2 separate regions of the Homo sapiens genome follow, and region 2 is linked to region 1. A link is a contact called in ENCODE Hi-C or POLR2A ChIA-PET data. All regions are on one chromosome and are shown on one strand. The core of a region is the stretch at or near the end of the contact, and the rest is flanking DNA. Distances in the headings are between cores, read along the strand shown. Region 1 overlaps TNIK (TRAF2 and NCK interacting kinase). Region 2 overlaps TNIK (TRAF2 and NCK interacting kinase).

Region 1 (3,493 bases), core at 976-3,475:
AAGGTAATAACAAAATCAATGTAAATATAACTTAAACCTATGGGAATATAGCAGGAATTGATTATTCTGAATATGCCTGTGTATATTTTAATGGAAAAAAATTGGGTCCTAGTGCTCTGTTATAGCAGCAACAGTATAAACAAACTGTAAGATATAGGAGGCCATTTCAAAGTTTGTCACTTCTAATCTCTGCTGAAACAAAAAAATCTCAATTATTTCTATATATTGATTAAGCAAGTGGTTCTGTTCCCACATTATATATAATTCATTCCTCAGAATGCCTTGAGAAAATATTTTTTAAAATAGGCAAAGAAACATTTTCCTTTCCATTTTTAGGGCAATGCTCTCCAAATCCACGGTGACAAATTAACATTAATTTTTTTAGAGCTGTTAATATAATCTCATCACTTCCTGCAATTCCAAGGCTCACAGGATTCTGCTCTTACCTAGTTTAACTTCTGCATTTTCAGTCAGCAAGACATTTTGCCCTTTAATATCTCGATGAATCACTTTATGCTGGTGCAGGTGACTCAGCCCCTGGAGTGATGGAGAGTTAAGAAGGGTTAATAGGAACATAAGCCAAGATGCCAATAAATTATTTTGACTGTTAAGGATCCAAAAACTTTACACTCACCCAGACATACTTTTCAGAATTATAATCACATCTTTCATGTGCTCATAGTGCTCTTCTAACTGTAGGCAATTCATCAATATAAATTAAAGTACCCAGGCAGTCCTTGCAATGCATGGTGCTGTGTTTAATGAAATGCTTGCATATTGGATCTGATTATCAGGTATCAGGGAACCACACAAGTAATTATACGGTTCCAACATGAACATGAGTTTCAGTTAATACTACTGTGAAAAGCGAAGTTTAAACAGTTTAAAATAGAACCATCTACACAGTCTCTGTACAGAAAACTAACCTGATTTAACTGAATCCCTGCAGGATATTTGAATTTAAAAGTTAAAATTTACATTCTGTTATCCAATTTCATTGAATGATTGATTGACTGAGACAGAGCCTTACTCTGTCGCCCAGGCTGGAGTGCAATGGCGTGGTCTGGGCTCACTGCAACCTCTGTGTCTTGGATTCAAGCGACTGCCTCAGCCTCCAGAGTAGCTGGGATTACAGGTGCCTGCCACCACGCCAGGCTAATTTATTTTAGTACAGACAGGGTTTCACCATGTTGGCCAGGCTGGTCTTGAACTCCTGACCTCAGGTGATCCATTCACTTCGGCCTCCCAAAGTGCTGGGAATCCAGGTGTGAGCCACAGCACCCGGCCTTGTTATACAATTTTAATTAAGCGAAGTAAAATATTTCTCAGACCAGCCAAGAAATTTCCCATTGGCTTTACCCATTGTGCCTTACATTTAAAAAGGAATACAGTTTCTATTTCTTTTGTTGGCATTCATCACTGTCATTTTTAGTTTATGCTAGTTTATGCTATTTGTGACTTTGTGCTCATTATGTGAGAATTATTCAGTGACAACTAAACCTGTTTGTGTTCCATTTCTTCATGAATTACTCTGTTTTTGGCTTCTTTGTGGTGTGAATTCTTTAACCTACAGACTTACTCTAAAGTAGTCATATATTTTTCAGATAAATTATAATCTAAAATAATCTAAAAATGGAGTCTTAAAGCAAATTATTTTATGCTAACACCTGATAATTCAATGTATCGGGTCCCCGAGTGTTCTTTATTACCTTTAATTTTTTGTGCTTTTCATCTTCTCCACAACAACAAAATCATGGTATGAAAAATGAGGTTGACAGGAAAAGAAACAAACCTAGATATCTGAATTCTCTTGTCAAAGAAATTCAGCATGAGAGTACAGAGGTCCAAAAAGACCCACATATACATTTAGAGATATCAGAAAACATAAACCATGTTATAGAAGGGTTTGAGGCACTGGTTTAGGTCTTAAAAAATTGCCTTTCTTATCTGTTCAGTTTGTCACAGGGTAGGCATCAGGGGTTTAAATGTGTGGTTTTCACAAAATTTATGTACCCCATAAATCCTTAAGAGAGGGACTGAAGATCCCTTTCCCTCTTTCACTACTGAAGTGGTTGAAAGCAGATACCAGAGCATGGAAGTGAGCCAAAAGTTCTTTTAATGAGATCATACAATGCATGGAGGTCACCTCCAAAACCTCTTGTGGCCAGAGACCTTTGGGTGATCAAATGTCTCTTCCAGTGAGTCATGTCTGAAATGCTGGTATCATTTCGGAGAATATACTGGAAAAAGGAGGAAAGCCATTGTTTCCACACATTGAGAATGTGTGAAAGGTATTGAGAGATGCTCATGTGATGAAACATCCCTGCTGCTTTTAGAACCATGAAGATTAGATCAAATGACTGATCCTCTGTAGGGTTCCCCAGCAGTGCAGAAAGGCATATTGGGCAGAACCAGCCCTAGAGACCTGACAGGTTCTTGGCAGCCACTGAGTGGTCAGGATGACTAAATAATCCATTATGCTCTATCTGAATGAGCAAAATTTTAAGTCAGAAATTCAAAGTAAGTTTGCACAATGGCACATCAAAACAGAGATAAACGTCAGATGTGAAGGAAATCAGCAGCCAGGCCTCCTTGTTTCCCCTCAAATTTTGTGTTATGTTCTGTTTAAGAACACAAAACATATAATTTATATTTTTGCCTATCCCAAGCCATGGATGTATGTGTTTTTTCTTAAGTGCTTTAATTTTTATATTTTTCCCATTTATATCTATAACCCAGCTGGAATAAATTTTTGAATATGGTATGTAGCAGGTGTCAGGTTTCATGTTTTCTTATGGATATTCAATTGATCAAGTACTATTTACTGATAAAAGAACCCTTTCCTTTGACACAGACCAGGTATCATCCATATGATGTGGGTCTGTTCCTGGACCCTTGATTCTGTTCCTTTGGCCATTGTCTAATCTTGTAACAATACTACTCTGTCTTAATTTATTAGTAGCTTTATAATAAATCCTGATAACTGGTAGCATAAATTCTCCAGCTTTGCTCTTCTTCTTCAAGATTGCCTTGGTTATTCTTGGCCCTTTGCATTTCTATATAATGTTTGAAAATCAGCTTTATAAATTTCCACAAATATACCTATAGGAATTTTAATTGGAAGTTCAATGAAACCATGGATCAAACTGGGTAGAAATGATGTCTTTAGAATATTGGGTAATCTGTGAAATAATGTACACCTCCATTTATTAAGGTCTTCTTTAATATTTCTCAGTGATATTTTGTAGTTTTCAGGATAGAAGTCATTCACATCAATGTTATAATTTTAAAATTCCATTTTCTATTTGCCTTTTGCCTAATTTGGTTTGCATTTAATGAACAGACATCGTCTTCTTATGCCTTCCTTCTTTTTTAACTTCTATCCATTTCATCCATCCACCCAAAGCATACAATCTATCTCTCAAAGGCATATCTTGAACACACAGTAAAAAAGTTTTAACTTTTGTTGCCTTAAATTAAGAAGGCAGAGCTT
Region 2 (3,745 bases), core at 727-3,226, 250 kb after region 1:
GAGGATCCTGAAGCTGCTGGTCCAAGGATCCCACTTTGAGAACTGCTGACTTAGGGAGTTAAACTGTCAACTAGCTTTTAGAAAATCACAACATGCAGGATAACATTTACTGAGAATCTACCAACTGCAGAACTCTCTACTACCTACTGAGTAAGCCGCACAGGTCCTTGCTCCAAACACCATCTAAATTGGCAACACAGGGTATACGTGCGAGGGGACAATACACAGACACATATCCAAAACAGCAAGAAGTAGTTAATACAGTCAAACTAAAGATGTTTCATTTCTCCAGTGCATTTCTTTATGATGTATCCTACGGTGCAGTTAAATCTATTACTCTCAGATGGACATTACTAAACCACAATGCGTAGCCATTCTTCCTTGCACTATGCCACTTCATTTCACTTACTAATGGCAGTTTCATCTGAAGCCAGGGCATGAAATGTAGAGAGGGACCTCATTTTAAAGCTTATTTATGTTATTCGTGTTGTAGCAACTGTAAGGATCAGTGTGATGATCAACACTCAGATTTCAGTGATAAGTTATCAAGCAGAGTCATCGAGTGCAGATATGATCTAATTCTGCCATCAGGCTGAACTGAAATGCACAAAAACAGTCCAACAGAATCTGAACTCTAACTTTCCCATCATTGTATAGGTTTTTAAAGCATAGCTAGCACCAACTTTCAAATGCATACTTTTCTCATGACCCTGTCCTGAGTTTAAGTGCATTTGTATCCAGATTATAATCAGAGAGGGTATTTAATTAGATAATGTTTGCAAGTACTTTGAAGATATAAAGTGCTCTATAAATGCTAAATATTATTATTATTGTTTAAATACAGTTTGCAATTACTGCTTACAACCTGTTCCACCCACCACACTGCTATCATTTGATTACAGGCAGCTTTAAAAAAAATACCTAGAGGTAGAAATGATGAAACCATATTCATGTGAAGCCCTGGATTTTTACCCTAGACATAAATAATTTATAGGCATTTTAAATGGAGGATTAGGTTATAAACTGTAGTAAATCAAGAAAATTGCCCTCTGCAAGACCAACTACCATAAAGTTGTGTCAATTTTAATAGTTTCTTACTTATAAACCAGGTTGAAAGTAGATTATAGTCCAGAATACGGAGCTTTTTACTCTGGTGGTTTCCTGTTCTATCTTCTATTTTCTCCATTAGAATCTTAAAATATCTACCTATGTGAAAAACTGAAAGCACAACTTAAGATTTTGATTTTAGCAATTGTCTGGCAGATTAAGGCTTGAGAATAGTCTCTATTCTATCATGGCCGTAGCTCACCTTGCTATCTTCTATGATCATCACAGAGTCAGCTGTCTCCAATTCTTAAAAAACTGAAACCTTTGAGCCTGATTCCACACATCCTCCAAACACACTTGCTGGATAATTTTCCAGAAAGAATGACAGTTTAAATGTAAACAAGCCAAGCTCAGTGGCTCACGCCGGTAATCCCAGCACTTTGGGAAGCTGAGGCGGGCGGATCACCTGAGGTCAGGGGTTTGAGACCAGCCTGGCCAACACAGTTAAACCTTATCTCTACTAAAAATACAAAAATTAGTTGGGCGTGGTGGCGAGCGCCTGTAATCCCAGCTACTCAGGAGGCTGAGGCGGGAGAATCGCCTGAACCCAGGAGGCAGAGGTTGCAGTGAGCAGAGATCGCCCCACTGCACTCCAGCCTGGGTAACAGAGCTAGACTCCATCTCAAACAAACAAATAAATAAATAAATAAACAAACAAACATCCCCTAGATACACTCCACAAGAATGTCACTGTTAATCCCCAAATAGCTACCATATTAGGTTTTTAAGGTTTTAGGCAAGAAAAAAAAAAAAACACGTTATAATCTGACATTGGTCATCTTACAAAACAAAGTTACAAGGAAGAAATACCTTGGAAATAGCTCTTAAAACACCACTATGCTCATGAAAGACAACTTGTGCCCTAAACCAAAGGCTTCTGGGAAGTCTGTGAGCCTCAGGGTGATAATACAACAGATAATTCTGATGTCATGACAAGGTCCATAAATCAAATGATGGCTATGTGAGTCACTATTGGCAGTGGCTTTGGGCCAGTCAGTCGTAAGCTCAGCCACTTAGTAGCTCTACGATCTTTGGTAAACTAATTGATTTTTCAGAGTCTTATGTGTTCATTTATAAATGCTACACACCTACAGCACAAGAAATTGGAAGCCAATCTGGCAATATCTAGAGCCTTAGAGATCATTCATACACTTTCATTCTAAATTCAATTTCTAAGGAGTTATCCTAAGGAAACAGAGATGCACACAAAGACTTATATATAAGGATGTTTATTGAAGCACTATTTATCAGTTGGAAAGTTAGAAATAACCTCAAGCTTCATCAACAGGAACTGGTTAAATATATTATGATCCATCTCCACAACAAAATGCTAAGCAGTCTAAAAACATGATTAGAAAGTTGAGCACTGACTGAATATTTTATTACACGTTAAATTTTTTAGGCATGATAATACTATTATGGTTATGTATTTTTTAAGTACACAAACTACTGAAATATTTATAAATGAAATAATATGCTACTTTAAAATAATATGGGGGAGAAGGTGGGTAGGAGTACAGATGAAACAGGATTCATTATGGGGGATAATTGTTCAGTAGAGAGATTATTAACCCTTTTATCTACTTTTTAATAAGAGTTTTATTGAGCTTTAATTCACATTCCATAAGACTTACTCTTTTGAAGTGTACAAGTGACTTTTAGTATGTTTCACAGAGTTGTACAAACATCTGCACTATCTAATTTGGGACGTTAGCAGTCACTCCCTGCCAGCAAGCATTAGTCTACCTTCTATCTCTATGGATTTGCTTATTCCAGACATTTTATATAAATGGAATCATACAACCATGTGTCTTCTCGTGTTTGGCTTTTTTCACATAGCATAATGTTCATCCATGTTGCAGTGTGTATCAGCACTTCCTTTTATTGTAGAATAAATATTCCATTGTAAGGATATACTATGCTACATTTTGTTTATTCATTCATTGGTTGATGGACACTTGGGTTGTCTCCTATTTGAGGTTACTATAAATATTCATGTACACTTTTTTTTTTTTTTTTTTGCATGAATACGTCCTTAGTTCTCTTGGGCATATACTTAGGAGTGAAATTCCTGGGTCACATGGTAACTCTGTATTTAGCATTTTGAGAAACTGTCAAACTGTTTTCCAAAATGGCTGTACCATTTTACATTCCTATCAGTAATATAGGAGCATTCCAATATTCTGTCTACTTATTATTATTATACTTTGAGTTCCGGGATACATGTACAGAACGTGCAGGTTTGTTACATAGGTATACATGTGCCATGGTGGTTTGCTGCACCCATCAACCCATCATATACATTAGGTATTTCTCCTAATGCTATCCCTCCCCTAGCCCCCCATTTACTGACAAGCCCCGGTGTGTGTTATTCCCCTCCCTGTGTACATATGTTCTCATTGTTCAACTCCCACTTATGAGTAAGAACATACAGTGTTTGGTTTTCTGTTCTTGTGTTAGTTTGCTGAGAATGATGGTTTCCAGCTTCACCCATGTCCCTGCAAAGGACATGAACTCATCCTTTTTTATGGCTGTGTAGCATTCCATGGTGTATATGTGCCACATTTTCTTTATCCAGTCTATCATTGATGGGCATTTGGGTTGGTTCCAAGTCTTTGCTATTGTGAACAGTGCCATA

What was found. A loop is a pair of places that touch in the nucleus more often than their neighbours do. ChIA-PET counts read pairs that join two places held with the same protein, here RNA polymerase II (POLR2A). Pooled maps may share reads with other maps.
Region 2: a loop to region 1 is called in a map of K562, with 1.9 times the contacts of the local background. The contact joins two enhancer-like sites. A Hi-C loop is called at or near these places in 25 of 168 maps with a recorded cell type or tissue (CD4-positive, alpha-beta T cell, CD8-positive, alpha-beta T cell, GM11168 and 17 more), 4 of 37 single-sample maps with no recorded cell type and 12 of 50 pooled maps. POLR2A ChIA-PET finds 5 or more read pairs at or near these places in 2 of 52 experiments (PC-9 and naive thymus-derived CD4-positive, alpha-beta T cell).

What each region holds. Positions count from the first base shown.
Region 1 is chr3:171,190,251-171,193,743 of GRCh38, forward strand. It overlaps TNIK (TRAF2 and NCK interacting kinase), which reads right to left. Exons shown (of 33, transcript NM_015028.4): 6 at 447-537. Among named protein-coding and RNA genes, the nearest start is that of MIR569, 85 kb to the left of the region's middle. Within about 2 kb of position 2,226, at least 4 of the 41 ENCODE cell types and tissues checked have a DNase peak (open chromatin) inside an H3K27ac peak, as active enhancers do; they include PC-9, where a contact is called at or near this core.
Region 2 is chr3:171,445,460-171,449,204 of GRCh38, forward strand. All of the region lies in intron 1 of TNIK (TRAF2 and NCK interacting kinase), which reads right to left. It overlaps LOC124906303 (a long non-coding RNA gene), which reads right to left. Exons shown (of 2, transcript XR_007096168.1): 2 at 1-3,745. Among named protein-coding and RNA genes, the nearest start is that of TNIK, 13 kb to the right of the region's middle. Within about 2 kb of position 1,977, at least 2 of the 41 ENCODE cell types and tissues checked have a DNase peak (open chromatin) inside an H3K27ac peak, as active enhancers do; they include PC-9, where a contact is called at or near this core.